Linked DNA regions of Homo sapiens: all the other regions are linked to region 2. The links are chromatin loops, found by intact Hi-C in ENCODE. Cell type or tissue: endothelial cell of umbilical vein. All regions are shown on one strand.

The links. A loop is a pair of places that touch in the nucleus more often than their neighbours do. Peaks named below come from ENCODE experiments on the same cell type or tissue, not always from the same donor. Only the 100,000 strongest peaks of a DNase experiment are listed, where the experiment ranks them.
Region 1: it touches region 2 in a loop (10-fold over the local background); 3 of 110 quality-filtered maps call a loop at or near these places.
Region 3: it touches region 2 in a loop (5-fold over the local background); 7 of 110 quality-filtered maps call a loop at or near these places.
Region 4: a loop joins it to region 2, with 14 times the contacts of the local background. A loop is called at or near these places in 3 of 110 quality-filtered maps.

Annotation. Positions count from the first base shown.
Region 1 is chr1:242,452,485-242,457,484 of GRCh38, forward strand. All of the region lies in intron 1 of PLD5 (phospholipase D family member 5), which reads right to left. Among named protein-coding and RNA genes, the nearest start is that of PLD5, 70 kb to the right of the region's middle. In endothelial cell of umbilical vein, a CTCF peak has its summit at 2,451 (motif pointing right); no DNase peak of the experiment used is centred here.
Region 2 is chr1:244,296,525-244,301,524 of GRCh38, forward strand. All of the region lies in intron 1 of LOC105373262 (a long non-coding RNA gene), which reads right to left. Among named protein-coding and RNA genes, the nearest start is that of SPMIP3, 54 kb to the right of the region's middle. RefSeq lists an enhancer at 3,198-3,267. In endothelial cell of umbilical vein, a CTCF peak has its summit at 3,117 (motif pointing left); DNase peaks (open chromatin) are centred at 127, 3,117 and 4,597; H3K27ac peaks cover 1,448 bases.
Region 3 is chr1:244,347,168-244,352,167 of GRCh38, forward strand. No RefSeq gene overlaps it. Among named protein-coding and RNA genes, the nearest start is that of SPMIP3, 3.0 kb to the right of the region's middle. RefSeq lists an enhancer at 3,418-3,477. In endothelial cell of umbilical vein, no CTCF peak of the experiment used is centred here; DNase peaks (open chromatin) are centred at 204, 2,054 and 2,634; H3K27ac peaks cover 2,636 bases.
Region 4 is chr1:243,746,205-243,751,204 of GRCh38, forward strand. All of the region lies in intron 2 of AKT3 (AKT serine/threonine kinase 3), which reads right to left. Among named protein-coding and RNA genes, the nearest start is that of AKT3-IT1, 46 kb to the right of the region's middle. In endothelial cell of umbilical vein, a CTCF peak has its summit at 2,693 (motif pointing left); a DNase peak (open chromatin) is centred at 2,687.

The DNA of each region.
Region 1 (5,000 bases), 1.8 Mb before region 2:
TCTATAAAATAGTAGTTCGTATACCTTCATTAAAAAACGTGGACATCCAGGCTGGGCACGATGACTCACGCCTATAATCCTAGCACTTTAGGAAGCTGAGGCGGGTGGATCGCTTGAGCCCAGGAGTTCCAGACCAGCCTAGGCAACACGGTGAAACTCCATCTCTACAAAAAATAAAAAAATTAGCTTTGTGTAATGGCGTGTGTCTGCAGTCCCAGTTACTCAGGAGGCTGAGATGGGCAGATGGCTTGAGCCCAGGAGGCAGAGGTTGCACTGAGCTGAGATTGCGCCACTGCACACCAGCCTGGGTGGCCGAACCAGACCCTGCCCCCCACCCCTGATGTGGACATCCGGAAAGCCAGTCCTTTCCTCTGCACCCCCTAGGTCCTATCTTCCCACACACCCCTAACAACTAAAAATCCAGGTACAACAGTGAAAAGTCTGAGACCAAGCAGGTAAAATGCTCAGCGGAAGGCTATTCCCACTCTTCTGAACATGGAAAGGTGAAAGGAAAAAGACAAAGGAAAAAGAAATCCCTTTACAAATTTCACGATTGTCAGAATGTTTGTGGCCCCCTCCACATTCGTATGTTGAAACCTAATCCCCAGCTCGATGGTGTTAGGAGGTGGTGTTTTTAGAAGGTGACAAGATCAAGAGAGAGGAGCCCTCATGAACGGGATTAGTACTTTTATCAAACATGACTAAGGGAGATTGCTTGCCCTTCCCCCAGGTGAGGACACAGGGAGAAGGCACCATCTAGGAACCAGGAAGCAGGTCCTCCAGGCATCAAATCTGCCAGTGACTTGATCTGGGACTTTCCAGCCTCCAGAATCGGGAGAAATAAGTTTCTTTGTTTGTAAGCTACCTAGTTTATGGTCATTTTGTTATAGCAGCCTAAATAGGCTAAGACAAAATGCATATAAGTAATACCTATTTCATTTAGTGTTTTCTTATGAGCAAATGCATTTTATCTTTTTAATGAAATTTTTATTGTACCCTTAGAAGATCTTTGAAATGTTTTTGAGAAGCCCAACAAGACATCATTACCTCCCTACACAGTGTATTCATTATTTGCCTGTTCAAAATTTTCAAATGCTCATCCTGCATTCACGAAAAGTGTACCTGCCATTCCAAAAAGGTAGTCCCTAGAGATTGGAAGCTCCCTATGGCCACTGCGACACCCACTCCCTACTATCACAATGTAGGGCTCCCCTTTAGGATAGAATTTAGAGAAAATGCAGAGACATAGGCTCCTACTTATCCCATAGCTGCAGAATGACACCTGTCCACCCCTCTCTCATAAAAGAAACAAGAAAAGTGTTGTGAACTGCTTATCTTTCTTTGTCTCTCCCAACACCAGTTTTAACCCCTAGTCCTATCTTCCTGTACTACCTATGTATTTTTGCCTGGCCATTGGATATGTTTAGCCTCACCCACTCCTTCTCAGCCTCACAGTTGCAGCTAATTCAGGCAGCAGGGCTAGGAGAGCTCAACGTGCGCTGGTGATTAGAGACCCTTTAAAAGAGTCACATGGACAAGATGATACTTTCAAATTTAACTTCAGGCTGGCTGCGGTGGCTCATGCCTGTAATCTCAGCACTTTGGGAGGCCAAGGTGGGCAGATCACTTGAGGTCAGGAGTTTGAGACCAGCCTGGTCAGCATGGTGAGACCCCTGTCTCTACTAAAAGTACAAAAATATTCGCCAGGTGTGGTGGCGGTCACCTGTAATCCCAGCTACTCGAGAAGCTGAGGCAGGAGAATCGCTTGAACCTGGGAGGCAGAGGCTGCAGTGAGCCGAGATCATGCATTGCACTCTAGCCTGGGCAACACAGCAAGACTCCGTGTCAAAAAAAAAAAAAAGGCAAATTTAATCTCAAGCAAACCCACTCAGTCTAACAGTCATAAAGCATGTAGGGATGGCTTTCAGCTTCTAATACTGTTTCAAAGGTTTCTGTTTCAATAGACTTAAATTGATGTTGGCAGAGGAAAAAAAAAGAAAAAAATGAGGTCAAGGCACTGAGAAAAAGAAACCATCACTTTCTAAAACCACCCAAGATTGCTAAGCATTTGCATATATGAAAAGAGACACAGGGGAAAACATATTTCATCTGTAAAATGTTTACATTAATTTCTATTAAGGTATTATGAACTACGAAATCATAAAAGAGTTTCTAACGCTGAAAAGTGGCTGTAATAGAAAGGAAATTAAGGAGAGAGTGGTAAAATGTGAGTGCCCTTAAGTAGGGTAGCAGCCATTGTAGATCAGAGTGTGTTCCAGGGTCTAACATATCTAACAGAAAGCTTGAAGTTTGTTTCCCAGACAAGCCTGAATTACAGAGAGAGCTGACCGGATGCCCTGAATCTTTGCAGATCGTCACAGTTTACCCTTTCCGGTTCTATCCCTGGGACCATCTATTTCTTTTCTTCAGCTGTCAGGAATTATGTATGTGCCTGTTCTTCTTTTTTACCACAGGAGGGAGCCCCAGCACAATCAGGGTATAGTTCTCCAGCTTTTTCTCCAAGTGGAGAAATGACTTTTTAATCACCTGTTAAAAATACGGGCGTAAATGCCTCCCAGCAGAAACGAATGTGATCAATCAGTTGTTCAAAATAAGCTTCAGAAGCTGCCCTCCAACTCAAACTGCTCAAGTTTTTCACATACATCTATGTGTGCATGGAGTGTGACTGTTATGTTTATTCTCTTTTACCTATTTTAATGCCAGAATTTGCAAATCATTTGAAAGGCTTTATTTAGATGAAGATAATCCAGATGCAAATTCTAAGCATTAAGATACTTGATTTTTTAACTAATGACTTTCATCACATGGAGCTCACTGGATTGATTTATACCTGAATTAAAAGCAACCTGTAATTTATCTTCTACGCCCCAATTTTTTTGACATAAAGGACCGTCCCAAGTAAGAAGTCTTCTGAGGCAGGTTGCCAAAGAGATTTAGTGATGGTGAAACAAGCAGCTTAATGAAGTGAAATCTCCTTATTAACCTTTGACCAAAGTCACACCTGTACCCATTCCTTGTTTCAGGTCTTACACACCTTAAAGGCAGCAGCCAGGTTCAGTTCTAATTTGCCTCTGAAGAATTCAGTGCAAGCCTGTTTAGAAAAGTGATTATCCTTCAATTTGTAGGCAATGAAGTAGGCGCTTATATGGACTCCCAGAAGGCATCAATCAGACATAGCACTTGTCCCAGAAGGGAGCTTCATGCCCAAATCAATACAGGAGCTCACTTTATATGGCATTTCTACAAGGCTGTGTAAGGTGTCTTAAAGTCAAATGCAGCTACAGCCATGAGGGAGAAAAGAGATCTGATCAACAGAAGTGTCCCAAAGATGGTCCTTGAACCGCAGTTATGTAAAGTTCCACTCTGTCCAGGCAGGTGTGCTACACCAGTTGTGGTGCGGGATAGAGCCGGGGTGGGGACAGAAGGGCCAGCTCCCCCCATGCCACTGTGCCCCAGGGCAGAGACCTAGGAGTCCAGGAATTCTAAATTTGAACCTGTCCTTCCAGGACATTACAAAGAAATACTTCACAGGTAGAAGGATGGGAACATATTTTATTTAAGAGTGTGTCAGCTTGATTTATAAGCTTCATATATTTAGGTACATGGAATTTTCTCCTGACCCCAACCAAGGTTGGAGTGGATCTGTTCCCTCCCCTCCTTACTCCGCCTTGCAATCAAAAGCATGCATTAGTTTGGTTCCATTCAGTGACTCTGAGCTGGGTTTCTGAGGGGATGAGAATGGTAGAGACCTTCAGATAAGGCTTGCTAGCCACTGGCTACAGGTGACGATTTACAAAGTTTTAATTAATTCAGATTAAATAAAATTTAAGATCCAGTTCCTTAGTCACACTAGCCACATCTCGAATGCTCAAGAGTCCCATGTGGCTGGTGGCGACTGGACTGAAAGGCACACATTTAGAACATGCCCATCATTGCAGAACTTTCTACTGGACAGTGCTGCCCTAAAGAACTCTAAAAAGAAAATAAAATCTGTTTAGATTTAAAGTGACTGAAACACCTGCAGGCTGAGTGCGCAAGTCAGCAAGCAAGTTTGCATATTTAGAATTACTGTGTGAGCTGTCCATGATTGATATTAGGCATTATAAAAGGTATCATTTGTTTGGTGATGGTCTATATCAGAGACTGCAAACTGGCCACCTGAGGGATGAATATTGGCTTCTGCTGTGTTGTGAACAAAAGGTGGGGAGGACTTCATTAAAATCTAGTTTTCTGATTTCTTTTGAAACATCAGAAGATCTGGCCCCTGTGAGACTGCATTTCCACGCTGGAACACAGACCTGGAGTCCAGAAGCAGCTTTCTTTTCAGAAGGAGTGAGTGCTCTTCAGGTTACCAAAATCCCCGCCCGACACTGCGTCCGTAACACTATTTCCTAATTCCTTCCATATGCGCAGTTGAATGGGAAAACAAGAATGTCTCTAGCTTTGCAAAAAGGAAAATCTCTATGATAAAACATGACAAAAGCTGCCGAGAACACTCTCGCTTATTCTGTTTCTCTAAATAAATTCCATCATCCACTTATCCAGGGGGTCTCTGGGCTCCCTGTCAAACCGGAGAAGCCACGTCTCATGTTAAAAAACATATGTTTTCATGTTTTGTGGTGATGGGAATTCCTAGTGAACTCGAAACAGACAATGGTCCAGCCTATTGTAGTAAAGCTTTTAAAAATTTGCTTGATCAGTGGCATATTAAACATATTACTGGTATTCCTTAGAGCCCACAAGCCCAAGCTATTGTAGAAAGAAGTAAGAGAACTTCAAAATTACAATTACTTAAACAAAAAGAGGGGGATAAGGAGTTGTCTACCCCTCACATACAACTAAACTGGCATTGCTCACGTTAAATTTTCTTAATATTCCTAAATCTAGTTCTGTTACTGCTGCCGAAAAACATTTCTTTGGTAACCATCCTACAGTAAACCGAGGAAGAGAAGTATGGTGGAAAGATCTAATATATGGTC
Region 2 (5,000 bases):
GGTAAAGGAGCCAAGATCGTGGAGGACATGTGATTTGTTCAGTCACACAGCAGATAAGACACAGGGCTAGCAGGGAATCGCCAGATCAGCAACATGCCCATCCTGTGTCTTCACGTCTTACCACACGGCCTCCCAATGAAACAAGGAAGCTCTGGAGTCCACAAACAGATCTTGAGACAAAAAAAAAGAAAAGAAAAGAAATAAAAAGCAAACAGGAAACTCTGAGGACTGGGAGCAGGAAGGGGAAGATAGTATATGTAGGCCCAAAGACTGGAATCTTGGCTCAAACACTGCAATGTCACTCTCAGAAGTGGATGGAGGCCGTGCACGGTGGCTCATGCTTGTAATCTCAGCACTTTGGGAGGCCAAGGTGGGTGGATCACTTGAGGTCAGGAGTTCGAGACCAGCCTGGCTAACGTGATGAAACCCTGCCTCTACCAAAATAATAATAATAATAATGATAATAATAATACAAAAGTTAGCCGGGTGCAGTGGCATGTTTCTGTGATCCCAGCTCTTCAGGATGCTAAGGCATGAGAATCGCTTGAACCCAGGAGGTGGAGGTTGCAGTGAGCTGAGATTGCACCACTGTACTCCATCCTGGGTGACAGAGTGAGACTGCCTCAAAAAAAATTAATTAATTAATTAATTTTAAAAAAGAGAGAGAGAGAAAGAAGAAAAGAAATGGATGGAAAATTAAGTGTTCACTTGAAAAAATAAAAATAAAAAAAGTGATAGAAGATACGGCTGCAAAAGCAGCAATGAACTGGCTGAAAGACTGAAGCTCTGTCCTTAGATTGAAAAGTGAGGCGATTCCAATATTCAAAAGCTTGGTACTTTTGTGCCTGACTGAGTTGTAGCCCTCGTCCAAGAGATTGTCCAGGAATGGAGAAAAATAGCTTTATTTGAAGGCAGTGGTAGAAAGAGAATAATAACAAAGTTGTTTTTTAATCCTAAAAGAGCAAGTGTCCAGGAGAGGCCAATTTATAAGGAGGTTCTGGAGTAATGTCAGTAATAAAACCTCCCGGGAAGATGAAATACATGCCACTCTGGCTCTCCAGCTAGTAGGTGCTGATGGGCCCCCAGCAGCCACCAAAATTCTATTTCATTGACTCTTATCCCAACATCCTTGATAGAGGAGATCTAACTTTGCAAAATCCTCTCCAAGTGTTTCGGGGATCTTGGGTTTTGTCGTTTAAGCTCATAAAGAGTTCTCTCACGTTCCTTGGCCCTGGGCCCCTCTGTTGTTTTTTGCTTGTGAAGCCATTTGAGGGCTGCTGTGTGCCACCGTCACAGCTGTGTGGCAAGCCTAGAGTCATGCTGTTATAACCACCCGATGGGTGCTTCCTGCCCACTACACAAACAAAATCCATTCACAGAGACCACAGCATTGCAGATCACAAGGTCAGGAGATCGAGACCATCTTGGCCAACATGGTGAAACCAAGTCTCTACTAAAATACAAAAATTAGCCAGGTGTGGTGGTGCGCACCTGTAGTTCCAGCTGCTCGGGAGGCTGAGATAGAGTAATTGTTTGGAAGTGGAGGTTGCAGTGAGCTGAGATCGCCCCACTGCACTCCAGCCTGGTGACACAGCAACACTCCGTCTCAAAAAAATAAAAAGAGTTTAATTGACTCGAGGTCAGTCATGCCACATGGGAGATGGAGTTATCACTCAAATCGACCTCACTGAAGGCTCAGAGGTTAGGAGTTTTTGAAGGGTAGTTTGGGAGAAGGGATGGAGGTGTCTGGGCAATGGGTGCTTGCTGCTGATTGGCTGGGGGTGCAATCATAGGGGTGTGGGAAATGGTCCTCCTGTGCCTGAGTCCTTTGTGGGTGGGGCCACAGGAGGGGTCAGTGGGTCTAGGTGGAGGCATGAGTGTCAGACATCAAAAAAAAAGACTGAAAAGATATCCCAAAGGCCAATCTTAGGCTCTATAACGGTGATATTATCTGCAGGAGTAATCTGGGAGGTTGCAAATCTTATGACCTGCAGAATAATGGTTGGCAATCATTTATGTCTACACCTTAGCAGAATTCAGGCTCCTCTACCCTGCTAGCCTGGTGGTCTCTCATTACTTTTACAAAAGCAGCTGACTTTGGGGAAAGGGCTATTATCATTTAACTCTCAAAGTTAGCTTGGCCTACACCCAGAAATATTAACAATTAATGGCAACTTGAAGGCTAAAGGCAAGATGAGGGTTGGCTAGATCAGATCTCCCTCACTGCCATAGTTCTCTCACTGACCTAATTTTTGCAAAGCGGTTTCACTGTGTTTCTTGTAAAGGTAGAGGAGAAAGCCCCTCTCCTCCCTCCCTCCCTCTGTGTCACATTTTATTACTTGTGTTAGTGAGCACTAAAAAATGTAAGTCCTGGGTCTTGTGTGAAAAGCTTGCAGTTTTAGGCTGGGCGTGGTGGCTCACACCTGTAATCCCAGAACTTTGGGAGGCCGAGGCGGGTGGATCACCTGAGGTCAGGAGTTCGAGACCAGCCTGACCAACATGGTGAAACCCTGTCTCTGCTAAAAATACAAAATTAGCCGGGCATGGTGGCGGGCGCCTATAATCCCAGCTACTCGGGAGGCTGAGGCAGGAGAATTGTTTGAAGCCGGGAGGCGGAGGTTGCATTGAGGTGAGCTCGCACCACTGCACTCCAGCCTGGGCAACAAGAGCGAGACTCCAAAAAAGGAGACAGAGAGAGAGAGAGAGAGAGAAACGAAAAGCTTGCAGTTTCGACATGCCCTGCTTCTCTGCAGAGACACAAGTCCATGACACTGGTGTCGTGGTTCCTTTTCACTCTCATTGTTTTGGTTGTTTCAGTTCTTTCCCCCCATTTCTCAAACAATCTCCTCCCTCTACTGCAACCAAAAAGCCCCATGCCTCTTCTCCCACCACCCTGCAGACTCAGACAAGACTGCATCTCAGCTTGCTCTCAGGCTGAGAGCACTGATAGCTTGGCTTTATCTAGCAGACAACAGGAAGCCTCTGAAGGGCTCTGGGCAGAGAAATCGTTAGGAAGATGCATCTTGGCAGTAGTTCCTCAAATGAATTGGGCGGTAGTGAAACGTCTTGATTCTCAGAGCAGACTCAGCGTGGGACGGCACACTGGTGCCACCTGGAGGCGGCCGGCCTCAATTACAGACGCAGTTTACAGAAAGCTGACAAAACCCTTCTGAAACCAAATCTGAAACAGAAAGCCATCGAGTGACTTTTTAGCGCTACAGGAAGAGTGGTCTGTTTATTTGGGCTAAGCCAGCAAGGAACAAAACTTCAGGGAAGTGGCCCTGCTAGAGACTCTAGGACTAGCCTGGCCCTCCATGTCCTCCTTTGGGAGAGGCTGACTTACAAGGAGGTTCTTTTTTTTTTTTTTTTCTTTTTGAGACGGAGTCTTGCTCTGTGGCCCAGGCTGGAGTGCAGGGGCGCGACCTCGGCTCACTGCAAGCTCCGCCTCCCGGGTTCACGCCATTCTCCTGCCTCAGCCTCCCGAGTAGCTGGGACTACAGGCGCCCGCCACCACGCCTGGCTAATTTTTTGTATTTTTAGTAGAGACGTGTTTTCACCGTGTTAGCCAGGATGGTCTCCATCTCCTGACATCGTGATCCGCCCGCCTCAGCCTCCCAAAGTGCTGAGATTACAGGCGTGAGCCAGCGCGCCCAGCCACAAGGAGGTCCTTGAATTAGTTATTTTTGTAATAAAACCTCCCAGGATGGGCTGGGGAGCGCCCACCCCACCACCACCACCACCGAAATCTGTTTTGCAACAGATTTGCAAACCAACATATTTGCCAAAATACAGGCTTGTCATTTCTCAGGAGAAGGGGGATAACTGGTTCTTGCTTCAAGTGAAAACCACCACACAGGAAAGAGAATGTGTCCCTAGCACGGTGGCTCACACCTGTACTCCCAGCACTTTGGGAGGCTGAGGTGGGCAGATCACCTGAGGCCAAAAATTCAAGACCAGACTGGCCAACATGGTGAAACCCCGTCTCTACCAAAAATACAAAAATTAGCCGGGCGTGGTGTTGGGCACCTGTAGTCCCAGCTACTCAGGAGGCTGAGGCTGGAGAATTGCTTGAACCCGGGAAGTGGAGGTTGCAGTGAGCTGAGATTGTGCCACTGCACTCCAGCCTGGGCGACAGCGAGACTCCATCTCAAAAAAAAAAAAAAAGAGAGAGAGAGAATGTGTTCCCAGACTAGAGACAGGGTGTCACAGGTGACAATGGCAGTCAGAGCCTGCCCTGTTAGCCTGCCCAGGTTTTTCCAGTACTTTTTTATTTTCCCTAAAGATCCTGTGATTTACAACACAACCTAGGCATTAACAAGCAAGGAAAACTAGAAATTGAAATGAAGCGGTTTTCAGAATAAGGATTAGACTCCAGAATCCCAGATTCTTTCTGCCAGAATCCACTTAATTACACACTGAAGTATGGAATTCCTGTAATACGAAGTTATTTGTTTCTTCTTTCAAAAAAGGGGTAAACTATATTCCTTATCAGTTTTCTGCAGCTCACTCAGTCATGGGAAGTTTATGCTGCATTTTCTCTTGCCCTTGGCTTCACCTTCTCCCTAATATCTACTGTTTTCCTAAGAAAGTTTCTCAGTATAGAAAAACAAGGTCATTTCTCGGAGTCTTTGCCAAATCTGCACTGGACCTTTGCTTCTGGAGGAATGGGAATTTAAAAGCAGCCCAAGATCGGTCATCCTGACTTTCATAGGAAAGGAAGAGCTTCTTCGCTCACTGACTTGACACTTGCTGCAACCCTGTGAGGTTTACCTTGTTACGCGTGTGTTAAAGGGGATGAAATAGATGCTCAAAGAATAATCTGCCCAAGGACACACAGCTAGAAAGTAGAAAACTAGGATTTAAAATCCCAGGCTTGCCTGACTGCAGATTCCCGTTGCTTCCTACAGCACTGGGCAGAGTTCCACTTCATAAAAGTCTAGGGAGGCCAGGCGCGGTGGCTCCTGCCTGTAATCCCAGCACTTTGGGAGGCCGAGGCCGGT
Region 3 (5,000 bases), 51 kb after region 2:
GGACCATGAACCCCTGCTTCTGGGATCCCAAGACCTGACCTGGTACTGCCTCCTTGAGGCATGGTGAGTCCCGTCCTTCCTTCAATTCTATAGTCCACTCCAATAAACTGCCTTCCAAGAAGTTAATTTTTTTATCAAGTTAATAGTGATTATTTTTGTAACTTAAAACCAAAAGAACTCTATTTAAGTCCTTGATAAGGTCTTTAAAGGTATACAGTATGCCACAAATTCCCACATGGGGTACTCATGCCAACAGTGTTTCCTTAGAATCTTATCATGAGCAAATGAGAAAAAAATTGACTGTGAGACATTCTACAACTGGCACACACTCTTTAAACCAAGTTATTATCATGAAAAGTAAACAAAAGAATGAGGGGAAATAGATTAGAAGAGGCCAGAGACATAATAACCGAATAGAATGTGATTCGATCATGGGTCACTGAAAATAAGAGAGGAAGAAAAGATACATTTCGAAAAACATTTGTGGGTCATTTACAAAAATTCAAATTTGGACTGTATATGTGATGGTATTATAAAATTAGTGTTACTTTTCTTAGATGAGACAGCCCACTGGGGTTAACAGAAAATGTTCCTATTCTTAGGAAATGCATGCTGAAATATTTAGAATTAACTGTCATGATGTCTACTTTCAAATGGTTCGGAAAAAAATTATATAATGTGAAAATATTAAAAATTGGTGAAACTAGGTTGAAGGTACATGAACGCTTGTTGTATTCTTTCAACTTTTCTGTAAGTTTGAAATTTTCTCAATAAAATATTTGATTATACAATTATAAATGGTCAATTTACAATAAAAAAATCCAGGGGAAAGTGAAAAAAGGTCTGAGGAGAATATCCAATATGCAATTGTCCCAAAGGACAGTTTATGTCAATGAGTCAGAGTGTGACCTCCCAGTCTACATAGCTTTTTGAGGTTTATGGCTGTACTATATAATTATAACTAACATTTGCAAACAACAAAGTGCTGTCACAGACATTCTGCTTGTAATCCCGTTGGGAATGAGCCTCATGTGGTAGGTTTTATTGCCCTGTTTTATAGCCAAGGTGCAGAGCTGCACTTTTGGCCTATGATCGTCTCCACGTCTCCTAGAATTTCCTCACTCCCAGCTGGCCAGTACAGGAATGAGTACCTGGCAGGTTCTCCTTAAACACTATGTATTGTGTGTCTGATAAAGAGACATTTTTAAATTGTCATTGAGAATATTATGTCAGATAGTTCTGCAAAATGTGGCTTTTGTAAATAAAAAAAATGTTTTTTGTTTTGTTTTTTTTTGAGACGGAGTCTCTCTCTGTCGCCCAGGCTGGAGTGCAGTGGCATGATGTTGGCTCACTGCAAGCTCCGCCTTCCGGGTTCACGCCATTCTCCTGCCTCAGCCTCTGGAGTAGCTGGGATTACAGGTGCCCACCACCAAGCCCGGCTAATTTTTTGTATTTTTAGCAGAGACGGGGTTTCACCGTGTTAGCCAGGATGGTCTCGATCTCCTGACCTCATGATCCACCCGCCTTGGCCTCTCAAAGTGCTGGGATTACAGGTGTGAGCCACCATGTCCAGCCAAAAAATTGTTTTTGAGACAGGGTCTCACTATGTTGCCTAGTCTGGTCTCGAACTCCTGGCCTCAATCGATCCTCCTGCCACTTGGCCTCCTGAGTAGCTGGGACTACAGGTGCACGTGACCATGGGTCTAATGGAATAATGGGATGGAATGGCTGACGGAATGCTCTTTAGCCACCATCTTCTTCATTCCCTCCCCTACCCCCAAAGCACATGGTGTACCTGCTCCAGTGTAAACATCGCAACATTTGACCGGAGACAGATGGAAAACGGCAGGGTTGCAGTTCTTTTGAAGGGGGAGGTCCTTTGGCCTTGAGTTGGTCTCTTAGACAGGGTTTCCTGGGCTCCACACTCTGAGATGGAAATTTTCATGAAGCAGTCTGTTGGGAAGTGGTCTATCGGGGCGTGCTTGTGTAGCAACACGTGGAAGGGAGTGAAGAAAACAGGATTTGGCAAAGGGAGAAGCTGAACTATGAGTCACTTACTTCAGATGCGTCAGCCAATGCCACGGAAAGCTCTGAAACTAGAATGGAACTCCAGAGATGTCCCAAATTCAAGCAAGAAGGCTGGACTTTTGTATCCCCGTGTTAATCAATCTTTGGACATGGGCTACCCCAGGAAGGGTGTGTAATCTTGGGTAATGCCAATTCTTGGCACATAAGTGAACTATGATCTAGGAGCAGGCAAAGCTTTCAGCTGGGGAATAGGACCTTGGTCCTCAAGAGGGCCTCCAGAAAGTGCATCGGGCTCTGCGGCAGGGGACTTCCCAGTCTGGGCCAGGACCCAGCCCAAGAGGACGGATTGCTTTTCTTTGTCATATCTCTTGTTCTCTTTTAATCTAGAAGAGTTTCTCAGCCTTCTGGTATCTTTTTTGACTTTATCATTTTTAAAGAGTCCAGGCCAGTTATGCTGTAGAATGTTTGAATTTGTCTAATCTTTCCTTCTGACTGAAATTCAGATTATTTTTCTTTGACTCATCATTTCTTTCCTCTCTTAGTGGGTCAGGCACTTCCCCTGCGGGTCATGTTGCTGCTCCATCTAATTATCGTCTGGCGGCCAGCAGAGGAAATGGTAAATCCTGAAGCGGTGGTGAGACGACCCCTGCATTATCTTCAAGCCGTCAAGCCAGGGAGGAATAATAACCCCGGACAGAGAGGAATCTGAGTTTGCAAGCCGTCAAGTGCATTGACCTCTTTGTCCTCAACCAAATCTGAGGTCACCAATCCTTTCCAAACTCAGCCATGATGTTGGCAGAGCAGATTTGCCAGGTTCTTCTCGGGGGCCCCACTACCCTTATATTTAAATCCTTAGTCTAATTCTCATCTTTTCCTGCCCCCCTGCTGCAGGAAATGAGAGCCCCTCTGTATGCTGCAAAGGGGGAGCCCTGCTTTCACACTTTGCCTAAATTAATGATGATGTTTACCGTCTTACTGCAAAGCATAGATTGTACTCATCAGGAACCAGCCAGTTTCATTACTCTCATAATGACTTCTCCAACCTCTCAAATGCCTGAGAAACTGCACCTGCCAGTTGCTTCCTCCTCCTCCTACTCTGTCCTTTTGTGCTGTAAGTGAAACTTTTTTTTTTTTTTTTTTGAAACGGAGTTTTGCTCTTGTTGCCCAGGCTGGAGTGCAATGGCTCGATCTCGGCTCACTGCAAGCTCTGCCTCCCGGATTCAAGCGATTCTCCTGCCTCAGCCTTCCGAGTAGCTGGGATTACAGGCATGCGCCACCACGCCCGGCTAATTCTGTATTTTTAGTAGAGACGGGGGTTTCACCATGTTGGCCGGGCTGGTCTCGAACTCCCGACCTCAGGTGATCCGCCCGCCTTGACCTCCCAAAGTGCTGGGATTACAGGCGTGAGCCACCACGCCCGGCTTAAGTGAAAGTTTTAACACTTGCTTCCCTACAGAATGCCAGGGGCTAGCCCTACTCCACCTCCCACCGGTAAGGAGGACTTTACTGATAGCCTGCTGGTGTGACCTGCACGTATATATCCAGATGGCCTGAAGTAACTGAAGAATCACAGAGGAAGTGAAATTTAAATGGCCTGTTCCTGCCTTAACTGATGACATTCCACTACAAAAGAAGTGAAAATGGCCGGTCCTTGCCTTAACCGATGACATTACCTTGTGAAATTCCTCCTCCTGGCTCATCCTGGCTCAAAAAGCTCCCCCACGGAGCACCTTGTCACCCCCACTCCTGCCCGCCAGAGAACAACCCCCCTTTGACTGTAATTTTCCTTTACCTACCCAAATCTTATAAAACGGCCTCACCCCTATCTCCCCTTTGCTGACTCTCTTTTCGGACTCAGACGGCCTGCACCCAGCTGATTAAAAAGCTTTATCGCTCACACAAAGCCTGTTTGGTTGTCTCTTCACACGAACGCGAGTGAAACTTTCTTCTTTGTACTTTCTGTTATATTGCCAGGTATGTCTTACGTAAAGAACATGGGGATTTTTTGTTCATTTTTTTTCCTCAGTGAAGAATACTGGTTATTACTCTTAAAACGCCTTTGACGTCAAATAGCTGGATTCAAATCATAGATTCATTACGGCCTCGTTGTGTGACTGTTAGGCAAGTTCCGTAGCTTCTTCTCTTAGCCTTCATTTCAAATAGAAATACTTCATTTTCAAAAGAGAATCTCCTTCCATGGTGGTGGTGGAGATTCTAGATGGTGTGTGTCTAATAGCTAAAAAAACGTGTGGTGCTCACTCAACAAATCAAACCAATTTATCCTTTCTCTTAGTGTGGTTCCAGTTTGTTGCTTCTGTCCTCATATATTTATTTAAGTTTTCCCTAGCTTATCTGCTTTCAACAAAATGCTGTCACCAAGACTCTGTCATTACATTATTTTATGCCTGTTCCATGTAGGTTAAGCTCCCAGCAGGAACCCAGCCTGGCCCCTGGTCTCTCCTGAGTGCCTTCTGGAATCTTATGGAAATATTTTACATTCTAACCTGCAAACTGTATATAAGTGAGAAGTGTCCCTGTTTCCAGGACAACCTACTGTAGATAATGCCAGTGTTGGCTGGGTGTGGTGGCTCACGCCTGTAATCCCAGCACTTTGGGAGGCCGAGGCGGGAGGATCATGAGGTCAGGAGATCGAGACCATCCTGGCCGTGGTGAAACCCCGTCTCTACTAATATACAGAAACTTAGCCGGGCGTGGTGGCACGCGCCTGTAGTCCCAGCTACTCAGGAGGCTGAGGCAGGGGAATCGCTTGAATCCGGGAGGCAGAGCTTGCAGTGAGCCGAGATTGTGGCACTGTACTCCAGCCTGGGCAACAGAGACTCCATCACAAAAAAAAAAAAAGAAAAAAAAATGCCAGTGTTTCGTTTTGGTTTGGTTTGGTTTTGACAGAGGTTGGTCAGAATAAATATTTTTGCCACTCTCTTCTTCTCAGGTTATGGCTTGCTTCTATATAG
Region 4 (5,000 bases), 550 kb before region 2:
TTTTTTCAATAATTTAACGTCCATTTCTAACTTGCCTATCAGTCCCAGGTCTTTTTAGATCTTTCTCAATTATGGTTGTTATTTTCATAATATCTAAATCATATCATATGTAATTGTTCTATTAAAATGTATTCTGTCTTTACATTTCAATGAGCTAAACATGCTTTATCTTGAGTGATAAATGTTTTTTCCCCTAAATAATACCAACATAAGCCTATACTTGATACAGCCAGTTAAAGTTAGAACAAAAACTTTAGAGAAAATTTCTGGTCAATTAGTGTGTCACTGAGTTAATGAATCATTTAATTACCACTTGCTTGGGTTATTTGTCCCCTCACTTTATCAATAAAGAACACAGTATGACATAAGAAACTTCCAAGTTTGAACTAAGTCACAGCCAGGACCTCTGATTTCTAATGTACCTGAAACTAACATACTCTACAGAAAAGATGAGGGGTCTCATAACCTCTGCATATTCAATGCTTTCATATTCAATTGTTTGTTTTTAAAGAAATTAGTTTATTAGAGACAGAGAGAGAACGAATCTTTCCCTTGATAATCTCCACTAAACTTTATAAATATGCTTAGAATGGAAATGAATGAGAAGAAACAGAGGATGAAGGAGACATCAGAAATTTTCAGCCCTGTGTTTTACCTCTGGAGAATTCTTATTGTCATGAAGAACATGAACATGGGGGGTGGGGGGCAGTACAGGAAAGGAACAACTGCAAGCTGCCATGCTGAGTTTAACAACAATCATCAAAAGGGGCTTTGGGAGCTCACCAGCTGCAAAGTTTTTGTATTAGGCTGTGATTCCATTGGGAGGATGGGAGCCCCTAAATAATGATGTCAAAGGGGTTTTTACATGCCCAGGAAGCTATTTCAAGCAAACAAAAATCTACATTTATTCCTAATGGAGGTTAAGGCCTTTGGGGATTAGAGATAGAGAGTGTAGATGGCTATTATCTAAATAAACTTACTGTTCCTAGCACAACAAAGGAATATATTCCTAAAAAGAAATATAGGATATTATTTTCACCGTAAAACTGCAAAGAAATGAACACTTTTTCCAAGAACAAACAAAAATGTCAGAAGTTTCATTTTGAAAGTTATACGGCAAAGTGAATTTGAGAATTAAAAGGGAATTAGAGGATAATTTCAAGAGGAATTTCATTAACGGAGATTTCTGCATCATATTTTCATGCTTTTTTTATTATAGAGTGTAATTCTTAATGACTGCTTCAACAAAATTTGGGGAAAGTAAAATTACATTGCCATTGCTGCTAAGTTGTAACTGACCTTCTCTCTTGTACTTGTATTCTACCCAGTACAGCCCAGTAAATGCAGCATGTTCACGTTCACTTGTCCAAAGCAAAATGACTTCTTTCCCAAGACACAATGAAGAGATTAAAGGGAGATATCTTCAATGAACAGACCAAAATGTCACCTAACAACATGCTTAGTAAATAGGTACCTTTGCAAATGAAACTCTTAGTATCACATTGGGAATTACCATAGAAAACCACATTAAACTTATTGTAAACTGACTTTATCCATAAACACAAAAAAAATCAAAAGGGATAAATGTAAGACAGTTCACTTAAGACATAGTATAGGTTTCTTGCAAACATGGCTAAAAATTACTTAACACCATAATGAATAACAAGGATCGGTAAGAGTCAGTAATGAAACGATGTCTGAAGCAAGCACTGAAATATACCTAGGCATAGCACATGCAAAAAATGTGATGCTATGCTTTTTCAACCATAATGACCTGTAAATTGTTTTATACTAAGGCCCAACGGTTCTAGCAATGCTGTATAATCTCACATCTTTCCCCTGTCAAATGAAGAAAAAATTAAAAGATACACAAACATAAATATATCTTTTAAAACATATAGCATGCCTGGGTATTGTTTATATGATTCAGTGGAAATCAACATGGTTTGCTGGTGTGTCTGGTTTTTTGTGTTTTAATATTTATATTGCATAGCTATCCAAAATTGTTCAGAGTTTTGAAAGAACCAAGTTGTAAAAAATTGTGGATAGGCAGGAATTCTGACAAGCTTTCTAAACATGACCCTTTATTTCAACATGAAGATAAAGAGGCAAAGCTATACTGATTGAACAGAAAACAAGAATGGGACTTAAAAAAAAAAACAAGAGTTGGATAGACAGTGTTCTTCCTTCTAGTTGATAGGAAGGCCACACAGTGTAAAACTATACTCACAACTTTGGTGTTCACATGCACAATCTTCACCACTTAGAAAGAAGCAGCTTTATTAGTGCTTATAAAAATTCATTAGTCCCTATAAAACCAGAACCAATTCAGCAGATAAGTAAATAAAACAATATAAAGAAAATAAATTCACAAACTTTAATGTAGAATTTCAGAAAATGTTAAAGTTCACTGAGAAATACTATTTAGTGTGATTAAGATAATAAAAATAAATCAATAATGCAAACACAGTATTAATAACTTGAAGTTTTCAAATTTGAGAGGTTTTGTTCTCATGAGAATATTCTCTCAAAAGTAGTTTAGTTATATGAATAAGATTTCTGGATAATAATTGATCTGCATAGGCTATTAAAAATTGCCTGTTTATACAGGTCTGACTTTCAAAGCCCCAATCTTGAGTACGTGTCAAGGTTAGCCTTACCATACGAATCAGAGTGACATCTAGTGGCAACTCCATTGAAGTACTACTTGGTACTTCATCTGTTGTAAATACAAATGAACAGTACCTAGCATATGGCAGGCCCTCACACACTGTTGCATGAATACTTTAATATTTTAAGCTAATATTATAATTTCCTCAGTTCTACTGAACTTCCTCCTTCCTTTTCCTTACCACTTCTAGTCCTTCATTCTCTCCCTATTTTCTCAGTTGAAAAGTTCCCTTCTACTTGTCTCATTCTATGGAATCCCTGATCATTCTATATTTTTCTAATCCACTTTTTCTTTCATTATACACATCTTATCAGTCTCCATCCTAGGTATATGATATAATCCATTTTATGTGGAACTCTTCTGAGTACTGCTATACTAAATCACGAAACTAAACCAAATAAATCTATCATAATTCATGCAAACCTGGGAAATTATTTCATTCATCTCTAGTTGACTTGATCATGATTGTTTTCTAAAGGAATCATGCCACATCTTCTTTATCCCTCTTCAAACCCCTCTCCCCCAACCCCATCTTTCTCATTTTATAATATCCCTACTTCCTAGAAAGCAGGGAAACCATTAAACGTGAATAACTTCAACTTCCCAGCTCTCTACTTCAAACATTCAGAATACCCCCTTTACTTATAACAAAGGAAGTCATATACATTCTAGTTTTCAAGAACTAACCCCTCTTTCTTGTGTCCCATCTTTACTGTCATCTAAGATTTGATTATGTCAAATGATGAATCTCTCTCTTGGATCTTTCTGAATTTCCCTCTGTATTTTGACTCCATTCCTTCAACCTATGAATATGCTCAAAACATCCCATCCAAAAATCATCTTTCTTTGGCTTGCTGTAATCTATTTTCTTTCCTTTTATCAAAAAATAACTCAGAAGAAAAATCTATGATTACTGTCTCCATTTCTTCAGTATCCATTCACTCTTCAACTCCTGCCAATTTGCTATTTACCATCACTACTACTGATCTCCACAAAGTCACCAATGAGGTTATCAGTGGCCTCTTTACAGGCCTTGTTGTCCTTGAATCCTGAAATAATGCTGTAATAATTGCTCTTGCTTGGCATCTAAAGTGAAGTGATCTTTTTATTCTCTTCCAATCTCCCTCATAACTCCTTCTCTGCTTTCTTCTCCTTCTCATATAGGCTAAATGCAATATGGCCTCATATATACTTGAGCAAATAAAGAGGCGAAGTCATGCTTTTATAAAGAAAGTGCTTCAGTTTCTAAATAGAAATTGATTTGCCTATGAATTTAGCTCAAAATTATGTACTGCTTAATACCCTCCTTTCCTTCAAAGTAATGCTTTAACCCTACTTGGTTAAATTTGCCCCAATTATTTCAAATCATAATTCACTGTCCCTAATAAACCAAATTTTATCTTGCATTAACATACATTTTGTATCATCTTTAGATGTGTCCTAAGGTTTTAAAAATTCTCTATTATGTTAACTTGCAACTACTGTATGCCTCCTTCTCCCACCTTCTCTCCCCTCTCACATGCATGCACGTATACACACACACACACACACACACACACGCACGCACGCACACACGGTATTTTACAAGGACAGCAAGCTCAATGCCTTTGTCCTCCACTTCTGGGCATTTCTTCAAAATGTTTTAAATCTGAATATACTACTCTTTACCGGTAAGTTATTAGTAAATGCTTGTTGATTAAGGCTAATCTTTTTTTTTTTTTTTTGAGACAGAGTCTCCCTTTGTCGCCCAGGCTGGAGTGCAGTGGCACAATCTCAGTTCACTGCAAACTCTGCCTCCTGGGTTCAAGTGATTCTCCTGCTTCAGCTTCTCGAGTAGCTGGGACTACAGGTGCCTGCCATCACACCTGGCTAATTTTGGTATTTTTAGTAGAGACGGAGTTTCACTGTGTTGGCCAGGCTGACCTCAAACTCCTGACCTCCGGTGATCTGCCCGCCTCGGCCTCCCAAAGTGCTGGGATTACAGGTATGAGCCACCACACCTAGCCAATTAAGGCCAATACTTCAATAACTGTTCATTAAAAAGAAATAATGTTTTTTAAAAGAAAAAAAACTGACTTTTGTTTTAGCTGTTGGTACTGATACTATCAGTCTATAAACACTACAAACACACAGAAAGTGAGATAATGCTTTGGAAAAAGATTAATTTTCTAATTCTGAGCTAACTGGCCCAATTTTACTTGTGAAAACTGCTCTATAATTTGTCACAACTCTAATTTACACCAAACTCAACATAATTTTCTTAAATGCTTCTCAAAAAAAAAAAGACTCTGAAAGAGAAGGACTTCTGGAAAATTAGCAGCAAAGAATC